Linked DNA regions of Homo sapiens: region 1 is linked to region 2. A link is an interaction called in ENCODE POLR2A ChIA-PET data of the cell type or tissue named here. Cell type or tissue: GM12878. All regions are shown on one strand.

Region 1 (4,000 bases), 200 kb before region 2:
CATAGAGAAACTGATTCCAAATTTATATAGAAAGGTAAAAAATCTAGAATAGCCAAGCAATTTTTATAAAGAAGAACAAAGTTGAAGGACTCTACTATCTGGTCTGAAGACTTACTAGAAAGCTACAGTAATCAAGACAGTGTGGCAGTGGTGAAAGAATAGACACCTATATCAATGGAACAGAACTGGGAATTCAGAAATAGACCTGCACATAGGTGGTCAATTGATTTTCAACGAAGGCACAAAGGAAATTCAGTTGTTGTTTTCAACAAATGGTTTCGGCAAAGATGGAGAGGGACTAGAACTCTCATACACTGCTAGTGGAAATGCAAAATGGTACAGACACTTTGGAAAACAATGTGGAAGTTTCTTATAATAAATTTGAACATACTCACTATAATATTCAGCAGTTCCACTCTTCAAAGAAAAAGTGGCTGGGTGCAGTAGCTGATGCCTATAATCCAAGCACTTTGGGAGGCCAAAGTGGGAGGATTGCTTGAGCCTAGGAGTTTAAGACCAGCCTAAGCAATATGGTGAGGCCCTGTCTCTACAAAAAAGGAAAAAATTGGCCAGGCATGGTGGTGTATGCCTGTGATCCCAGCTACTCAGGAGACTGAAGAAAGAGGATCGCTTGAGCCCAGGAGTTCAAAGCTGCAGTGAGCTGTGTTTGTACCACCGTACTCCAGCCTGGGCAACAGAGAGAAATCTTTTCTCAAAAGATAAAATAAAATAAAGAAAGAAATAAAAAGTGACATTCCTTCAAAAACCTGTACATGAATGTTTACAGTGGCTATATTCATAGTTGTCAAAAACTGGAAACCACCCAAATGCTCTTCAGCTATTGAATGGATAAATGATTGTACAACCATATGATGGAATACTACGCAGCAATAAAAATGAACAAACTATAATGATACCTACAACATGGATGAGTTTCTACTGCATTATGCTAAGTGAAAGAAGTCAGATTTAAAAGGACAAACATGTATGATTCTACTTATATGACACTGTGTCAAAGGTAAAACGATGGAGACAGAAAACAAAGCAGTAGTTGCCAATGGCTGGACTTGGGGGGAGGGCTGCTATGAAGAGGGATTTTGGGGGGCAATGGAACACTCTATATCTTAATTGTCAAAACTCATAGAACTGTATGCCAAAAAGAGTGGACTTTGTATAAATTTCAATAAAAAGAAATGGAGCAATTTACAGCTCACAACTGCAAACGATATTTACTGGGCATGTACCATTTGTTGGGGCTTCTGCTGGCCCTGAAGACACTAAGATTAAATGAGACAATCCTGGCTGGGTGCAGTGGCTCATTCCTGTAATCCCAGCACTTTGGGAGGCGGAGGTGGGCGGATCACTTGAGGCCAGGAGTTCGAGACCAGCCTTGCCAACAAGGTGAAACCCTGTCTCTACTAAAAATACAAAAATTAGCTGGGCATGGTGGTGGGCGCCTGTAATCCCAGCTACTCTGGAAGCTGAGTCATGAGAATCTCTTAAATCGGGGAGGTGGAGGTTCCAGTGAGCCGAGATTGCGCCACTGCACTCCAGCCTGGGCGATAGAGCGAGACTCAGTCTCAGAAAAAAAAAAAAAAAAAAAAAAAAAAGACAATCCCTTCAGTCAAATTGCTTACAGATTAATTGGGGGATAAGGCATGATGCTAAAGGTTTGGAATTGCTGATGAGGAGTATTGCAGAGGGGGCCTGTTGTGTAGTCACAGCGTGCCATGAGAGCACCTAAGGAGAGGTCTCACATTTAGCCAGAGTGGCCAAGATGAGAAATAGGCAGCTTCCAAGAGGACGAAATGCTTGAACTGAGTTTTTGTTTTTTGTTATTTGTTTTTTGTTTTTTGAGACGGAGTCTCACTCTGTAGCCCAGGATGGAGTGCAGTGGCACAATCTCTGCTCACTGCAACCTCCACCTCCCGGGTTCAAGTGATTCTTCTGCTGAGTAGCTGGGACTACAGGCACACACCCACCATGCCCAGCCAATTTTTGTATTTTTAGTAGAGTCGGGGTTTCACCATGTTGGCCAGGCTGGTCTCGAACTCCTGACCTTAGATGATCCGCTCACCTCGGCCTCCCAAAGTGCTGGGATTACAGGTGTGAGCCACCCCACCTGGTCTTGAACTGAGTTTTTAAGGGTAAAAAGGGAATTAGGTAGGCAAGGAGGGGCTACAGACCTTCCAGGTAGAAGAAACAGCACACAGGGAGGCTCAGGGTGAGACAAGCTGGGGCCTTCAGGCAACTATAACCACATTGGAGTGACAAGAGTGAAGGGAGCTGGAAAAGCTGGCAGGAGATTTGATTAGTGGGTGGAAGTTACAGATAATCAGTTAAAAAAAAAAAAAAGCTTTTTGTTTGTTTGTTTGTTTGTTTGTTTTTTGTAGAGATGAGTTCTTGCTATATCGCCTAGCCTGGTCTCCAACACCTGTCCTCTGATCCTTCTGCTTCAGTCTCCCAAAGTGTTGGGATTACATGTGTGAGCCACTCACTGCACCTGGCCTCAAAGATCTTTGTTTTTATCCAGAAGACAGTGGGACAGGTTTTAGGCAGAGTAAGGAGAGGGATCAGATTCACGCATTTTCACTGCAGTGTGGGCTGCAGTGTGGGACCAGAGAGGGGGGCTGCAGGCTGGGGGAACAGGGAGGAAGCTGGGGCAGGGATGCAGATGAGAGAAGTCCAAGCTGCGACCAGGTGGGGAATGAGTCTAAGGACAGTGTGGGGAGGTGTAGGAGTAGAGTGGCCAGAACTTGCCTTCCACCTGATGTTTGAGTATTTGGTCTCAGCACCTTTGTGCTCGCTGCTGCTTCTGCCTGGATTAACTTTTCCTAGATTCTCTGCATAGCTTGTTCCTTCCCATTCTTCAGGGTAGGTCGCCCTCAGAGGGGTCTTTCATGACTTACCCCACTCAAAGGAGACCTCTCCTTGTCACTCACTCTCACATTACCCTGCTTATTTCCCTCATAAGTATCGTGCTTGTTTATGGTCTAAATAAGAAGAGGGCTCTGGAGCAGAGCCTGAGTTCTAAGCCTAACTTGGCCTCTTATTAGGAGTGTGATCTTGAGCAAATTATTCATCTCTACGTGCCTTAGTTTCCTCATTTGTGAAGTAGGAATAAGAATAACTGCTTCACAGAATTGTCATCAGGACAAGATGGATTAATATATATAAAGTACCTAGAACAATCTCTGGCACATAGTAAATTCTGTATGTGTTAGTTTTTACTATTACTGTTTTATAAGGACAGAGATCTTATTGGTTTTCTTTCTTTTCTTTTTCTTTTTTCTTTTTTTGAGATGGGGTCTCACTCTGCTGCCCAGGCTGGGGTGCAGTGGCATGATCTCGGCTCACTGCAACCTCCACCTCCCAGGCTCATGCAATCCTCCCGTCTCAGCCTCCTAAGTAGGTGGGATTACAGGAGGGCGCCCCTGCGCCCAGCTATTTTTTGCATTTTTTGTAGAGACCGGGGTCTCGCCATGTTGCCCTAGGCTGGTCTCAAACTCCTGAGGTCAAGCAATCCGCCGGCCTCGACCTCCCGAAGTGCTGGGATTAGAGGCCTGAGCCACCACACCCGGCTCTAGTTTTCTTTAAAATTGTATCCTCATCTTCCTAGCACAGTGCTTGGCACACAGCAGGCACTTACATACTTGTTGGATTGTTGACTGAACGAAGAAAGGCACTTTCCCATCTCCACCAGCAGATGACGCATGTATACCAAGAAAAGTTAAAGCTGACTCGGCTCCCACACGGATCGGCCAATAGATGTCGCTGCAGCTCCCTGTGGGGAGGAACCAAGACTAAGCCAGTAGCAGGGGCTGCCCAAACAGAGCCCTGGACAAAGATCCCAAACGCAGGGCCAGAAGTTGTAATTGTATTAAAAAGCCAAAGTTAGCCAGGCGCGGTGGCTCATGCCTGTAATCCCAGCACTTTATGAGGTTGAGACGGGAGGACTGCTTGAGCCCAGCAGTACAAGGTTACAGTGAGCTATGATAAC
Region 2 (4,000 bases):
AGAATCTACAGAGCCTTTGAAGGAACTGGATCACCAATCCAGGCTCCCTGAGATGCCAAAAAACTGTGAGTCTGCTTGGTTTCTCAACAGGAAGGCTCGTGGTCTGGAGCAAGTTCTCAGCCCAGGTCACTGGCTGCCTGGAAATAGACGTGGTACTGTTGTGGGGGCACAGTGGGAGTGACGCTGGCCTTTAGCACTGCGGGCTGCATGGGAGCAAGGTGAGGCCTTAGACTGCCAACTTTCCCCACTTCCTTGGTGACTCAGAAGAGGCAGCCATAATCCCCTTGGGAATATAACTCCATTGGACTGGGAACCACACCCCCTGACACAGGAGCCACAGCAAGCCCCGCCAAATGAGAGGCTGAGCTCAGACACACCTATCCCTGCTCCCACCTGGTGGTCTTTCTCTACCTGCCCTGCTAGCTGAAGACAAAAGTTATAATCTCTTGGGATCTCTATGGCCCTGCCCACCGCCTGAGAAACCAGAATACTTAACCAGGTTTGCATCCTTCCTATAAAACCACAGCCAATGTGATCTTGCAAGTGCCACCTCCCGACTGGAGGCCAACCAACACAAAACCGGTGCACCAAACAAAAACACAACCAAGGATCCTCACAGAGTCCACTTCACTCTCCCGCTACCTCCACCAGAGCAGGTGCTGGTAGCCATGGCTCTAAGACCTCAAGATAGATCACATCACAGGACTCTTTGCAGACACTCCTAGTACCAGCCCAGAGCCCAGTAGTTCCACAGGGTGGCTAGACTCAGAAGAGCAAAAACAGACACTACAGTTCAGCTCTCAGGAAGCCCCATTCCTAGGGGAAGGGGGAGAACACCACATCAAGGGAGCACCCGGTGGGACAAAAGAATTTGAACAGCAGCCCTTGAATCCCAAATCTTCCCTCTGACAGTCTACCCAAATGAGAAGGAATCAGAAAAACAATTCTGATAATATGACAAAGCAAGGTTCTTTAACACCCCCAAAAGATCATACCAGCTTACCAGTGTGAACCCAGAAAATCTGAAATAGGTCTCAATTTAGAAAGTTTATTTTGCCAAGGTTGACGATGCACCCGTGACACAGCCTTAGCAAGTTCTGACGACATGAGCCCAAGGTGGTCAGGGCACAGCTTAGTTTTATACATTTTAGGGAGACATGAGACATTAATCAATATACATAAGAAGTACATTGGTTCAGTCTGGAAAGGCAGGACAACTTGAAGCAAAGGTAGGAAGACTCAAAGTGGGGAGGGGACTTCCAGGTCACAGACAGGTGAGAGGAACAGTTGCATTCTTACGAGTTTCTAATCAGCCTCTTCGAAGGAAGCAATCAGATATGCATCCATGTCAGTGAGCAGAGGGGTGACTTTGAATAGAATGGAAGGCAGGTTTGCCCCAAGCATTTCCCAGCTTGACTTTTCTCTTTAGCTTAGTGATTTAGGGGCCCCAAGATTTATTTTCCTTTCACATCAGCAATGGATCCAAATCAAGATGAAATCTCTGAATTGCCAGAAAAAGAATTCAGAAGGTCGATTATTAAGTTAATCAAGGAGGTGAGAGGAGAGAAAGACCCTCTCACATTGTTTTATATTGTTTCATATTCAGTAAAAACAACAAGGAAGTAAAACCAAAGACAGGCAGCCTGGCGCCAGGCCCGAAACCAGGCCTGGGCCCACCTGGCCTAAACCCAGTAGTTAAAAATCAACTTATGATTTAGAAGCAGATGTTATTCATAGATTCCTTACATTGTATAGAAGAACATTGTGAAACTCCCTGCCCTGTTCTGTTCCTCCCTGACTACCGGTGCATGCAGCCCCTGTCACGTACCCCTTGCTTGCTCAAATCAATCACGACCCTTTCATGTGAAATCTTTAGTGTTGTGAGCCCTTAAAAGGGACAGAAATTGTGCACTCGGGGAGCTCGGATTTTGAGACAGTAGCTGGCTGATGATCCCAGCTGAATAAAGCCCTTCCTTCTACAACTTGGTGTCTGAGAGGTTTTGTCTGTGGATCATCCTGCTACAGAGGTACCAGAGTAAAGTGAAGTCCAACTTAAAGAAATCAAAAACATGATACAGGATATGAAAGGAACATTCTTCAGTGAAATAGATAGCATAAATAAAAAACAATCACAACTTCTGGAAATCAAGGACACACTTAGAGAAATGCAAAATGCACTGGAAAGTCTCAGCAATAAAATTGAACAAGCAGAAGAAAGAAATTCAGAGCTCAAAGACAAGGCTTTTGAATCTGCCCAATCCATCAGAGACAAAAAAGAATTTTTAAAAATGAACAAAGCCTCCAAGGAGTTTGAAACTATGTTAAATGTCCAAACCTAAGAATAATTGGTGTTCTCAAGGAAGAAGATAAATCTAAAAGTATGGAAAACATATTTGAGGAAATAATAGAGGAAAACTTCTCCAGCCTTGCTAGAGATCTAGACATTCAAATACAAGAAGCTCAAAAAACATCTGGGAAATTCATCACAAAAAGATCATCGCCTAGGCACATAGTCATCAGGTTATCTAAAGTCAAGACAAAGGAAAGAATCTTAAGAGCTGTGAGGCAAAAGCATCAAGTAACCCATAAAGGAAAACTTATCAGATTAACAGCAGAAACCCTACAAGCTAGAAGGGATTGAGGTCCTATTTTTAGCCTCCTTAAACAAAACAAGTATCAGCCAATAATTTTGTGAAACTAAGCTTCATACATGAAGGAAAGATACATTCTTTTCCAGACAAACAAATGCTGAGAGAATTCGCCACTACCAAGCCAGCACTACAAGAACTGCTAAAAGGAGCTCTAAATCTTGAAACAAATCCATGAAATACACCAAAACAGAACCTCCTTAAAGCATAAATCTCATGGGACCTATATAATAATAACACAATGAAAAAAAAAACCCAAGGTATTCAGGCAAAAAAATAGCATTATGAATAGAATAGCTCTTCATATCTCAACACTAACATTGAATGTGTATGACCTAAATGCCCCACTTAAAAGATACGGAATGGCAGAATGAATAAGAATTCACCAATCAAGTTTCTACTGTCTTCAGGAGACTCACCTAACACATACGGATTCACATAAACTTAAGGTAAAGGGGTGGAAAAAGATATTCCATGCAAATGGACACTAAAAATGAGCAGGAGGAGCTATTCTTATATCAGACAAAATAAACTTTAAAGCAACAACAGTTATAAAAGACAAAGAGGGACATCATATAATGATAAAAGGACTAGTCGAGCAGGAAAATATCACAATTCTAAATATAGATGCACCTAACACTGGAGCTCTCAAATTTATAAAACAATTACTACTTGACCTAAGGAGATAGGCAGCAACACAATAATAGTGGCGGACTTTAATACTCCACTGACAGCACTAGACAGGTCATCAAGACAGAAAGTCTACAAAGAATCAATGGACTTAAACTATATTCTACAACAAAAGGACTTAACAGATATTTACAGAACATTCTACTCAACAACTGCAGAATATACATTCTATTCATCAGCACATGGCACATTCTCCAAGACAGACCATATGATAGGCCACAAAACAAGTCTCAGTAAATTTAAGAAAACTGAAATTGTATCAAGTACTCTCTCATACCACAGTAGATTAGAACTGGAAATCAACTCCAAAAGGAACCCTCAAAACCAGGCAAATACATAGAAATTAAATAACCTGCTCTTGAATGATCACTGGGTCAACAATGAAATCAAGAGGGAAATTTAAAAATTCTTTGAACTGAATGATAATAGTGATTTCACCAGTGGAGAGTGTCCAGGCTCTTGGCATCTTGAACAAAGAACTGGACAAAACACACAAACAAAGCAGGGAAGGGATGAACAGGTTTATTGAAAAAATGAAAGTACACTCCACAGCGTGGGAGTGGGCCAAAGCATAGGAGCTCAAAGGCCCCGTTACAGAATTTTGGGGAGTTTAAATACCCGCTAGAGGATTCCATTGGTTACTTTGGGTACACCCTATGTAA

Evidence for each region. Peaks named below come from ENCODE experiments on the same cell type or tissue, not always from the same donor. Only the 100,000 strongest peaks of a DNase experiment are listed, where the experiment ranks them.
Region 1: POLR2A ChIA-PET joins it to region 2 with 5 read pairs; 3 of 35 experiments call an interaction of 5 or more read pairs at or near these places.

Annotation. Positions count from the first base shown.
Region 1 is chr11:75,248,570-75,252,569 of GRCh38, reverse strand. No RefSeq gene overlaps it. Among named protein-coding and RNA genes, the nearest start is that of TPBGL, 9.8 kb to the right of the region's middle. In GM12878, a CTCF peak has its summit at 3,733 (motif pointing right); a DNase peak (open chromatin) is centred at 3,729.
Region 2 is chr11:75,047,415-75,051,414 of GRCh38, reverse strand. No RefSeq gene overlaps it. Among named protein-coding and RNA genes, the nearest start is that of OR2AT4, 47 kb to the left of the region's middle. In GM12878, no CTCF peak of the experiment used is centred here; DNase peaks (open chromatin) are centred at 1,313, 1,744 and 1,991; H3K27ac peaks cover 2,459 bases.